Linked DNA regions of Homo sapiens: region 1 is linked to region 2. The links are chromatin contacts, found by POLR2A ChIA-PET in ENCODE. All regions are on one chromosome and are shown on one strand. The core of a region is the stretch at or near the end of the contact, and the rest is flanking DNA. Distances in the headings are between cores, read along the strand shown.

Region 1 (5,976 bases), core at 3,005-5,504, 820 kb before region 2:
GGAGGCACAGGTTGCAGTGAGCAGAGATTGCGCCATTGCACTCCAGCCTGGGTGACAGAACAAGAATCTGTCTGCCCCTCCGTCTGCCCCCAAAAAAAAGAAAGAAAAAAGAAAAAGCTTAAGAGTTTTATATTTCATACCTGATGAGCTCGACAAATCAAATCTAAATCATGACGATTCAGAAATTTACTGACTACATCAGCTCCAAAAGTAAAGGAAACACCACGATCATTTTCTCCCCAGCCTTGCACATCCTTATCTGGATCAGACCATAGCAAATCACAGAGCAAACCTTTAAAGGACAGAAATACAGCAATTAAGAACAAAATTTACAGATTTATAGAATATAGCACATCTACATCAAATTTCAGTTCCTTTCTTGCCCTCTTACCTTTTACTAAACAATGACCATCACTTGCCTAAGTATTCCAGCCTATGTAACTTATACTTTTGTTAAAGCAACCATACAAACCATACAAATATAATCTTCCATGGCCTCTTAAGGTAGTACTTTCCAACCCTTTCCACATATAGGAAATATGTGCATGGCACTTACAGCACAACAATACATGGAAAAGGCTGTTCATCTTTTGGGTAGTTTCTCCATATGAATAACCAAACAACCCAGTGGTATTTCCTCAACAGTTCATCCTTTCCTTACGGTTCCACTGTTTCTGAGCACCACAGTCTATTCTGTTAGTCTATTTTACTTATCCCTGAGCCAATAACAGACTAGAGCTTTTTAATAAGTCTTTATATTTGGTAGGGCTAGTATCCTCCATTTTTTTTTCAGGATTGTCTTGGTTACTTTTTGATCTTTTGTTCTTCCACATAAACATTAAAAACAATTGCCTAATTCCATAAAAAACTCAATTGTGATTTCACTGGAATTGTATTTGATCTACAGATCACTTGAGCGAAAAAAAAACATTTTCTACTGAGACCCTGAGGATTTTTTTTTAAATGTGGAAGAACAAAATCAGATCAGATCCTTGACTTTGGTAATGTTTGGAGCCCTGGAAAAGAGGTCAGGGTTAAAAATATTTACTTGAGTATTGTCATCATATTAATGGTAGTGGAAATCTTAAGAGGGACTCAGACCACCTTAGGAATACAAAGTGAGAAGACCAGCAAATGAATTCTGAGGAATTCAAACATTTAATAGGCAGGTAGATGAGGGAGAATGAACATTAGGTATTGAGAAGGAATGATCAAGACAAAGGGCTTAGTATAGTAAACGTATCCCGAAAGGGGAAACAATCGTCCTAAAGTAGGAAATGTGCCATGAACAAGGGCAGTAGGACGAAGACCAAAAATGTGCCACTTACAATTAAATCATCAGACCTCAATGCAAGTTTCTTGGTGATTGAGGGTAACGGAGTGGGTAAAAGTCCAACTGTAGTGATATTAAAAGAAGGGTGGATGTTGAGATGGTGATGGTGATTTTCTAAGAATTGCAGTGGCTAAGAGAAGATACATATATATTTTTTTGAGACGGAGTCTCGCTCTGTTGCCCAGGCTGGGATGCAGTGGTGCAATCTCTGCTCACTGCAAACTCTGCCTCCCGGGTTCACGCCATTCTCCTGCCTCAGCCTCCCGAGTAGCTGGGACTACAGGTGCCCGCTACCACGCCCGGCTAATTTTTTGTATTTTTAGTAGAGATGGGGTTTCACTGTGTTAGCCAGGATGGTCTCGATCTCCTAACCTCGTGATCCGCCCGCTTCGGCCTCCCAGAGTGCTGGGATTACAAGTGTGAGCCACCGCGCCCAGCCAAGAAGATAATTTTTAAAGAGTTAAGTCAGTTTTAAGAATTTTAAATAATCCATAAACATCATAGTATGGTTTAGGAGGAAAGGGCATCTTCATTTTCAGTTACAGTACATCATATCTTGATAGAGGCATTATAAAACCATTTGTAGAATTAGTGGCAATGTATTCAATCTCTATCATTGATATATCCCAAGCTCCCTGTATGTTGTTTTAAGAAATTCACTAGCACACAAAATCCACTGGAATAGTCAGTCTCAATTCTTAAGCCCTTTCTGGTTGAAGCTGACTCTTCGAAAATATACACCCACCCAGTGCTTAATAATGCTTTCATACTTTCCAGCCTCTTTCCAGTAGAAAGCTAAGGTATTAAGAATCTATAATTTCTTTTTTTTTTTTTTTTTTTTTGAGACGGAGTCTCGCTCTGTTACCCAGGCTGGAGTGCAGTGGCACGATCTCGGCTCACTGCAAGCTCCACCTCCCGGGTTCATGCCATTCTCCTGCCTCAGCCTCCCGAGTAGCTGGGACTACAGGCGCCCACTGCCACACCCAGCGAATTTTTAGTAGAGATGGGGTTTCACCGTGTTAGCCAGGATGGTCTCGATCTCAAGAATCTATAATTTCAGTGAGACAATAAAACTGTATAAAATTAGAATAGAGTTTGAGGTTTAGGAAACATGACACTCTGGATGCATTAAAAAAATCAAATAATGGTAGCAACAACAATCTGGAATTCTTTAACCTTAACAGGGTCTAGATAAGAATTTCAGGCCAGGTATGGTGGCTCACGCCTGTAATCCCAGCACTTTGGGAGGCCGAGGTGGGCGGATCACCAGAGGTCAGGAGTTCAAGACCAGCCTGGCCAACATGGTGAAACCCTGTCTCTATTAAACATACAAAAATTAGCTGGGCACAGTGGCAGGAACCTGTTATTCTAGCTACTTGGGAGGCTGAAGCAAGAGAACTGCTTGAACCTGGGAGGTGGAGGTTGCAGTGAGCCGAGATCAGGCCATTGCACTCCAGCCTGGGCGACAAGAGTGAAATTCTGTCTCAAAAAGAATTTCAGAGTCAAGATTTATTGTTTAATGAGCTAGCATCACAATCAACTAGGCTGCTTCAAATAATGTATTAACTTATAAATTAAATTTCTGAATGTTGCAGACACTATCAAAGATCAAAATAACTGTTTTCAGCATCTTGAAAACTTCTCATTAAAATACGCTAAAATAAATAAAACATGCTAAAAACAGAAGCCTAGCATATCACACTAGATCAGTTTACATCTGAACTATAAACAGATATTCTGAAGAATGACCAGTAATACATATTTATATTATACCTTATTTTAAAAATAGCACTTTGGGTGTTTTTTGAAAGAGAGGGTCTCACTGTGTCACCCAGGCTAGAATGCAGGAGCACAATCACAGGTCACCGCAGCCTCAACTTCCCAGGCTGAAGTGATCCTCCTGCCTCAGCCTCCTGAGTAGCCGCGGTGCTGCGACATGTGGCTAATTAAAAAAAAAAATTTTTTTTTTCTCTGTAGAGATGGGTGTTATGTTGCCCAGGCTGGTCTCGACTCCTCACCTCAAGTGATCTTCCTGCCTTGGCCTCCCAAACTGTTGGAATTACAAGCATGAACTAGTGCACCAGGCCTAAAAACAGCATTTTAAATAAAATACTATTTAAATACCAGTTTGTTAGGTTTAGTCAAATGTATTCTATAATTACAATCAAAAACTGTGATAAAATGCATACTTTAAAAAATAATCAACACAACAAGTCGTGTTATGTAAAAAAGCTCATAACACAGGCCAGGTGTGGTGGCTCACGCCTGTAATCCCAGCACTTTGGGAGGCCAAGGTGGGTGGATCACAAGATCAAGAGATCGAGACCATCCTGGCCAACATGGTGAAACCCCATCTCTACTAAAAATACAAAAAATTGGCCGGGTGTGGTGGCGGGCGCCTGTAGTCCCAGCTACTCGGGAGGCTGAGGCAGAAGAATCACTTGAACCCGGGATGCAGAGCTTGCAGTGAGCCGAGGTTGCACCACTGCCCCCCAGCCTGGTGACAGGGCAAGACTCTGTCTCAAAAAAAAAAAAAAAAAAAAAAAAAAAAGCTCCTAACACAATTTATTACAACATACAGTGTATTACATGGCTACTGACATCAGAGGATCTATACCATTTATAATGGTTGATGTGTAGTTCTGAGCAGCATTTTTTGTGGTGATTGTTGTTTCTTTTTTCTTTTTTTTTTTTTTTTTGAGACAGTTTCACTCTGTCACCCAGGCTGGAGTGCAGTGGTGTGATCTCGGCTCACTGCAACCTCTGTCTCCCAGGTTCAAGCAATTCTCGTGCCTCAGCCTCTTGAGTAGCTAGGATTACAGGAACGCACCACCATGCCCAGCTAATTTTTGTTATTTTTAGTAGAGATGGGGTTTCATCACGTTGGCCAGGCTGGTCTGGAACTCCCGACCTCAAGTGATCCTGCCCACCTCAGCCTCCCAAAGCGCTGGGACTACAGGCGTGAGTGCCACTGCTCCCAGCCTTCCCAGAGATTTCCAATGTAATTTTCACAAAACTGACCACAGGTCTCTAGAGCCTTAAGAGCTCTAAAAATTTAAGCCAGGTATGGCACATGCCTGGAGTCCCCTAGCTACTCAGAAGAGGCAGGAGGATTGCTTGAGCCTAGGAATTCAAGGCCAGCCTGGGCAACAGATTGAAATCCCTCCCACACCCCCTTGAAAAAAAGCTCTAAAAATTTCAAATAGAGGACATAGAAAATAACAAAAAACTACTAGACATTTGAAAAGAAGGTAGTTGTATCCTTGCCTAAGAAGCAAAGAATAGATTATTTTAATTAAAAAACTTTTGTCTAATTTAACAAATTTTTGAAGAACATAACCAATGCTAGTATGAATGAGGGAATTTAGAAAAATAGGTATAAGGACTCAACAGCAAAATCTTTTTTGTGATCAAATAACTACATTATGACTATAAATAAAAAGGTTCCGCATTTTGAGGATCAGTGCAAAGTGAAAAATTGTGTATTACTGCAAATAAAGTAATCTGTAGCTGGCTTATTGACTATGAAAAAAGCTCTTTTATTTATTACATAAGCCAATCCTACTTCCACTAAATGTAATCAAGTTCAAATATGAAAACACTTTACACAAAACAATTAAACTTCTCTCTACACTTACCTGTATCAGGGACATCAGTAGGTCTCATAATTCTCCGAATCTGCTCCATAGATTGCAGGTCTGGTGACAATCCTATAAATAAAAAGATGAGACATAGTACTAACAGCTAAAAATTTTAATATTTTAACAGTCACCGAATAAAAAGCATTTAATCAAAATAGATTCACTATGTGAAATTAAAGATACTGAAAAGTGTTCCTTTTAACGTCTTTTTTTTTTTTCGAGACAGAATCTTACTCTGTCACCCAGGCTGCAGTGCAGTAGCGTGATCTCAGCTCACTGCAACCTCCACCTCCCGGGTTCGAGCGATTCTCCTGCCTCAGTCTCCCGAGTAGCTGGGACTACAGACGCGCGCCACCACATCCAGCTAATTTTTTGTATTTTTAGTAGAGACGGGGTTTCACCATGTTGGCCAGGCTGGTCTCGATCTCTTGACCTCATGATCCAACCACCTTGGCCTCCCAAAGTGCTGAGATTACAGGCGTGGGCCACCGCGCCCTGCCCCTTTTAATGTCTTAAAGGGCAACACAGAGTTATTAGGAATTCCACTTTGATATAATACAGCATTATAATTGTTTTTTTCCATTTTTCCCTACCAGGGAAATGAAATTCCTTTATATTTCAAAAGACTTCCCAAGGAAAAAAAAAACTACCATTCTTTTTTCCAATCATTCCCTGGCCTTCATAGAAACATAATCAACTGCAACCCTTCCTACCACTTTTGCCAGTTCTTACCACTAATCTTAAACATTTTAACTTCTAAGTGAAAGTGCCTCACTTGGTTCCCTAAGACCTTCTTTTCACATCCCACTCCAACATGTTCATTATCTTCATGAAGTCATAAACTATTGATCAGAAGGATTAACAGGAAAAGCTCATAAAAATACTCTGCAATCTTTGAAGTGGTATATAAGCTATTATTTCTCTCTGATAGGCAATCCAAGTATCATCACAAGGAATGAAGCTAAACATTCGTATCCATACTGCTACACTTCTATCCTTAGC
Region 2 (5,214 bases), core at 535-3,034:
CAGGAGTTTGAGGCTGCAGCAAGCTATGATTCAGTACATTCCAGCCTGGGTGACACAGAGTGAGATCTCATTTCTTAAAAAAAAGAAACAAACAAAAATTTCCAAATGATTTTAGAAAGTAGTTCAAAACTGTTGTTTAACTTATGAATCAAAAAGATATAATTAAGGGGGGCCAGGCATGGTAGCACACGCCTGTAATCTCACTATTTTGGGAGGCTGAGGCAGGATAATCATTTGAGCCCAGGAGTTTGCGATCAGCCTGGACAACATAGTGAGACCCCATCTCTACAAAAAAAATTTAAAAATTAGCCAGATGCGGGGGTGCATGCCTGTAGTCCCAGCTACTCAGGAGGCTGAGATGGGAGGATCACTTGAGCCTAGGAGGTCAAGGTTACGGTGAGCTATGATTGCACCACTGCACTCCAGCCTGGGTGACAGAGTGAGACCCTCTCTCTCAAAAAAAAAAAAAAAAAAAAAGATAATTAAGGGAATTAGAGATGTATTAGGCCAGGTAATAGAAGTGAATCACAAATCCATATTACTGGGTCAAGGCATAGAAGATACAATCACATGCTAACTACAGATACTCCTCAACTTACAATGGGGTTACCTCCCAGTAAGCCCATCATAAGCTGAAAATATTGTTAAGTAAAAAATGCATTTAATAACCTACTGAACATCATAGCTTAACCTAGCCTACCTTAAATGTGCTCAGAACACTTACATTAGCTTATAGGTAGGCAAAATCATCTAACACAAAGTCTATTTTATAATAAAGTGTTGACTATCTCATGTAATTGATTGACTACTATACTGGAAGTGAAAAGCAGAATGGTTGCATGGGTACTCAAAGCATAGTTTCTACTGAATGTGTATCACTTTCGCACCACCGCAAAGGGAAAAAATCCTAAGTTGAACCATTGTAAGTTTGAGGATCGGACCGTCTGTTGTCTTAAAAACACATATAGCAAAATAAAGCACTTAGGACTATTCTCTACATCTCAAAGCTGAAACTGAGCCTTTGTCTCACATAAGCCTGATTAACTTCTCACCCTGTCTTCACCAATTTCTGCAGGTGATTTCTGTCCTCAGAAACAAAAAAAAAATAACCAACCACAAGTTGTTACTCCTAAAGTGTCTAAGAGATGGCCACACAATAATGGAAGTTTTTCAGTTTACTTCCCAATGCCAACTGACCACCACCTTCCCCAGCTGATGTATGGCAGAAGGCATTAGCATCTGATAGTGTGTTTGCTTCCTATTCAGCAAAGCCATTGCTTATCCTTATTTCTCATCATAAGCAGTTGATTTGCTCTTATCTACTAATACTGAGAAGCAGGTTATTATTGTATGATAATAAAGATGATATTTATTTCCTAACATGTGAAGTGGAAAAAGCATTGGGCTTGGGACTCAGAAGTCCTGGACTTGAGTTCCAGGTCCCTGATCTCCCAGTTATTTGACCTCAGGCTAGTCACTTAGGCTCTGTGGTCCTGTCTTATATGTAAAGCAAGACAGCCAGCCCTCAGAAAGTTGTTGGAAGATTAAAATGAGATCATTTTAAGTAAAACTACTTTGGAAAATACGAAATGTTATATGACTGTAAATATTTCTTTCTAATTCCTAGCTGAGCTACGCAAAGTAGAAACTTAAGGCTGATGTGGCACAGCTCGACACAGACAAGCAACACTTGCCAAAAAATCAGTAGAAATAACCACAGAATGCTAGCTGGGGAGAAAAAAAAAACCACACCAATCTTTCTTTGAATTCTGAGTTCATTGTTTAACAATGAGTCTTTTGCTGACTGCACACACAGGCACAAACCAGAGCACTAGCAGCAGAATCAAACTTGCACACAAAGGGCAATCTTGGACTATGCCTTATACTTTAGCTCCCACAAAATAGTGCTTGGAAGTCTGTGCAAAACTCCACCCGCCTTCACAAACTTTGTGAAAATCAAGTTTATTAGCCTGTGGAATTCATGAAAAAAACTGAATACTTTCTACTGTCAAATAACTCTGAAATGCCCAGTAACTGGATAAGAAAGATGTAAAAAAAATGGTATGAAGGATCCTTTGAGTTCACACACGACAGATCTAAACAATAAGTCTAACAATGAACAAAAGCAAGTCCAGTAATCCACAGAAGATGAAGTGGGGAAAAAAATCTATTGAAATGAATGAAAAATTAAGATGCTGAAAAATTAGGATGAAGCAATCAGAATTCTTCAAAAGTAGACATAAAAAATGCTTTTCAGAAGCAATGAATGAAAAGACTAAAAAATAAAAATAAAACTATGACCAGAGTAAAAACGGTTAAAGACACACAAGCTCTAGCCAACATTCACTGAAAGTACGAAAAAAAAAAATCAAGCAAAAGAAAATGAGCAGTTTTTCAAAAGCAATAGCATCAAAATGGCAATTTTTTCTGATAGTTTAAATGTAAGTTGATGATAACAAAGGACAAAGACAGTTGTGCCTCTGCCAGGAAAATTACGCAAGTCAGACAGAAGGAAATCAAGCAGTGTCTGTGACAGCGAGTTATCTACATGTATTGCAGTTTTCAGGGAAGAAGTAGAGAAAGAAGCAAACACAAGTCACAACATCTCAGAAGTGCCAAGGTCACTCCAACACAGCAGGAAAAAAAAAAACAGAACATTAAGAAATATTGAAATAGAAGCATGTGACAGAGATTAAAAGTGAAATATATTAGACTCCTGATAACCTAGGAGCAAATTCTATCTTCTGACTAGACTACATAAAGATTGGATATATCACAGTTATCCTGTCATGAAACTACTGTTCTTTTATCCAGTAATAGTATTTTAATGAGGCTCTCCAGCATCTCTCTTCATGAAACATTAATTAAAAGATTCCAACAATTAATTAGGTATCTTATGTCACTAAATGGAAAACTGTCTGTCTAAAACTTGCAGGATTCCTAGGCTCTTAGGACCATATTTAAACAAGGAGCATGTAATCCTTCACAGAAACAATACATTGACTCGCATGTGGTTGGTGACCAGATTGCTGGATGCTACAGAAAACAATTCTTACTTTTATAGAAGCAACTCTGCCACTCAATTAGCAACTCATGCTGAGTCCTCAATTTGGACAAAAGCTCTCTAAAGCTTCATAGTTAGAACTGGAGATTTGTTGCCTTCTTCTCTCAAGAAAGCACTTAAAATCTAAGTACCCACTCTAAAGGTGGTGTCCTTCCATTTCACAAAACTACAAGTGGCTTTGGGTTATTCAAATTCCTCAAGTTATCTTGAGATTCAGAACTCACGAACACAGAGCCACATTGAGCCCAAGGCACTCCTCTGGAAAAAACCATCTCTCCTTCTTCTGCAGGGCTCAAAGTACTTCACACTGATAGTGTATACTGTGTGCAAATTCTCCCAAGGAAGGCAGACCACTCACACTTAATGACAAAATGCCAAGCCTCTGTCTGTCTTTCCTCACAAGAGTATTTGTTAGGCAAGAAGCTAAAGGTCAGTCATCTATACCATCTTCAATACTTTCCACCAAGCAGCCAGGCCTTTGTAGACCTTCTACCTCTTGGCAGGTGAGCTCTACTTCAACTTCATAAAAAATAAAAATTAAAAAAAAACTAAATATACATATATACATATATATGTGTGTGTATATATAAACATATATAAGTTTATGCATATATGTATATGTATATATGTTATATATATACATTTATAAACATTTATATGTATATATATAAAATATATAAAGCAGCCAGTGGAATTCTTGAAAAAACTAAATGCTGTTTACTGTCATCAGTTGTGAATTCCTCACCCTTTCTCCTCAATATTCACCCATTTCTTTCCTAATCCTTTTGTCTTTTCCTTCTCCCTCTGGAGACTTAACCTCTATATCTCTGCTCTTCTCCCCATCTCTTCCACCCTCCTACAGGCTCTTGTCCACTCCTATTCTTCAGGGTCTACATTCCAATTACTACTGCCACCTACAAAACTACCCCAAACTCAGTGCTTAAAACAACCATTTTCTTATGCTCATAGATTCTGTGGGTTAGAAATATAGGCAGAATGTAGTTGGGTGATTCTTCTGCTCCTCACAGCATTGACTGAGATCACTCAATGGTGTTCAGCTGGTAGTGCTCAGTTTGAAAGGCCGAACACAATTTCACTGACATTTCTGATGCCTGGGCTGGGAAACCTCCAAGATAAAAACTGACAACTGCAGCACCTACATGTGGCCTCTTCATGTAGTTTGGCTACCTGACAGCATGGCAACCTCAATATAGACAGACTTCTTATGCAGTGGTGCAGGGCTCCAAGCAAAAGTATTCCTGCTAGAGTAAGATGAAAGCCTCATTGCCTTTTATGACCCAGCCTTGAAAGTCATACGGCATAATAAGCATCATATTCTGTTGGCCAAAATAATCACAAGCCCACCCAGATTCAAGAGGAGGAAAATTATACCTGGAGGAGTGGTAAGGTCATGGTATAGAAGAGCATGTGGAATGGGAAATGCTGTTGTGGCCATCTTTGGAAAACACAGTCTGCTACAGTCTCTTACTTAACTTACTACTTCCTTTTCATCTAAAATCATGCTCTACCGAATTCTTTTTTAAAATGTCTACTCTTAGTGCTGTCTAGAGTAGGCTTAGATAAAGAAATAATGAGATGGTAATTCTAGGCAGAGATAAAAGAAGCAAAACTTAGAGGGTAGAAAGCAAATTATGTGCTCAAGGAATGTTGAAGAATAGCAGATAGTGTTGAAAAGTGAGCTTAAGGACAGGCTATCAAGGCAATCTGGTTTAGTAGAAAATGGGGTAAAGAGAATGCTGGAAAGATTATGATGGTGCCAAAAAAAATGGAGGCCATCAAATACTGTACTTCAAAATTTGGACTGAGTAGGTCCTCAATAGTAACTGGTGCATAGATGAATGAATTAAAGTACTTTGAAAATTGTGGATCCTTTTCTTTCTACAGGAGATTGTCATCCCTGCAATTGCCTGGCACTTGTTTTACCCAAGTGTAGTGAGATAATGTTGCAGAAAACAGAAAAAGGAGAAACAGGAAGACAATAACCAACATTTTTTTAGCCAGAGAAGAAACAGTTTTGCAATTTGCTCTACACTGGGATGACCAAAGCGTCTGATTTCAACATTAAGTAGCATTCATTCCTTAGTCATGATATACTTTAGGCATACTGTCGAGCAACACATCTTGTGTCT

Evidence for each region. ChIA-PET counts read pairs that join two places held with the same protein, here RNA polymerase II (POLR2A).
Region 1: POLR2A ChIA-PET joins it to region 2 with 10 read pairs in T-cell. The contact joins two enhancer-like sites. POLR2A ChIA-PET finds 5 or more read pairs at or near these places in 3 of 52 experiments (BJ, T-cell and activated T-cell).

What each region holds. Positions count from the first base shown.
Region 1 is chr2:28,782,974-28,788,949 of GRCh38, reverse strand. It overlaps PPP1CB (protein phosphatase 1 catalytic subunit beta), which reads right to left. Exons shown (of 8, transcript NM_002709.3): 5 at 4,972-5,043; 6 at 141-292. Among named protein-coding and RNA genes, the nearest start is that of SPDYA, 25 kb to the left of the region's middle. Within about 2 kb of position 4,254, at least 2 of the 41 ENCODE cell types and tissues checked have a DNase peak (open chromatin) inside an H3K27ac peak, as active enhancers do.
Region 2 is chr2:27,956,986-27,962,199 of GRCh38, reverse strand. The region is part of intron 3 of BABAM2 (BRISC and BRCA1 A complex member 2); the gene reads right to left. Among named protein-coding and RNA genes, the nearest start is that of MIR4263, 37 kb to the left of the region's middle. RefSeq lists a silencer at 2,344-2,638. Within about 2 kb of position 1,784, at least 10 of the 41 ENCODE cell types and tissues checked have a DNase peak (open chromatin) inside an H3K27ac peak, as active enhancers do.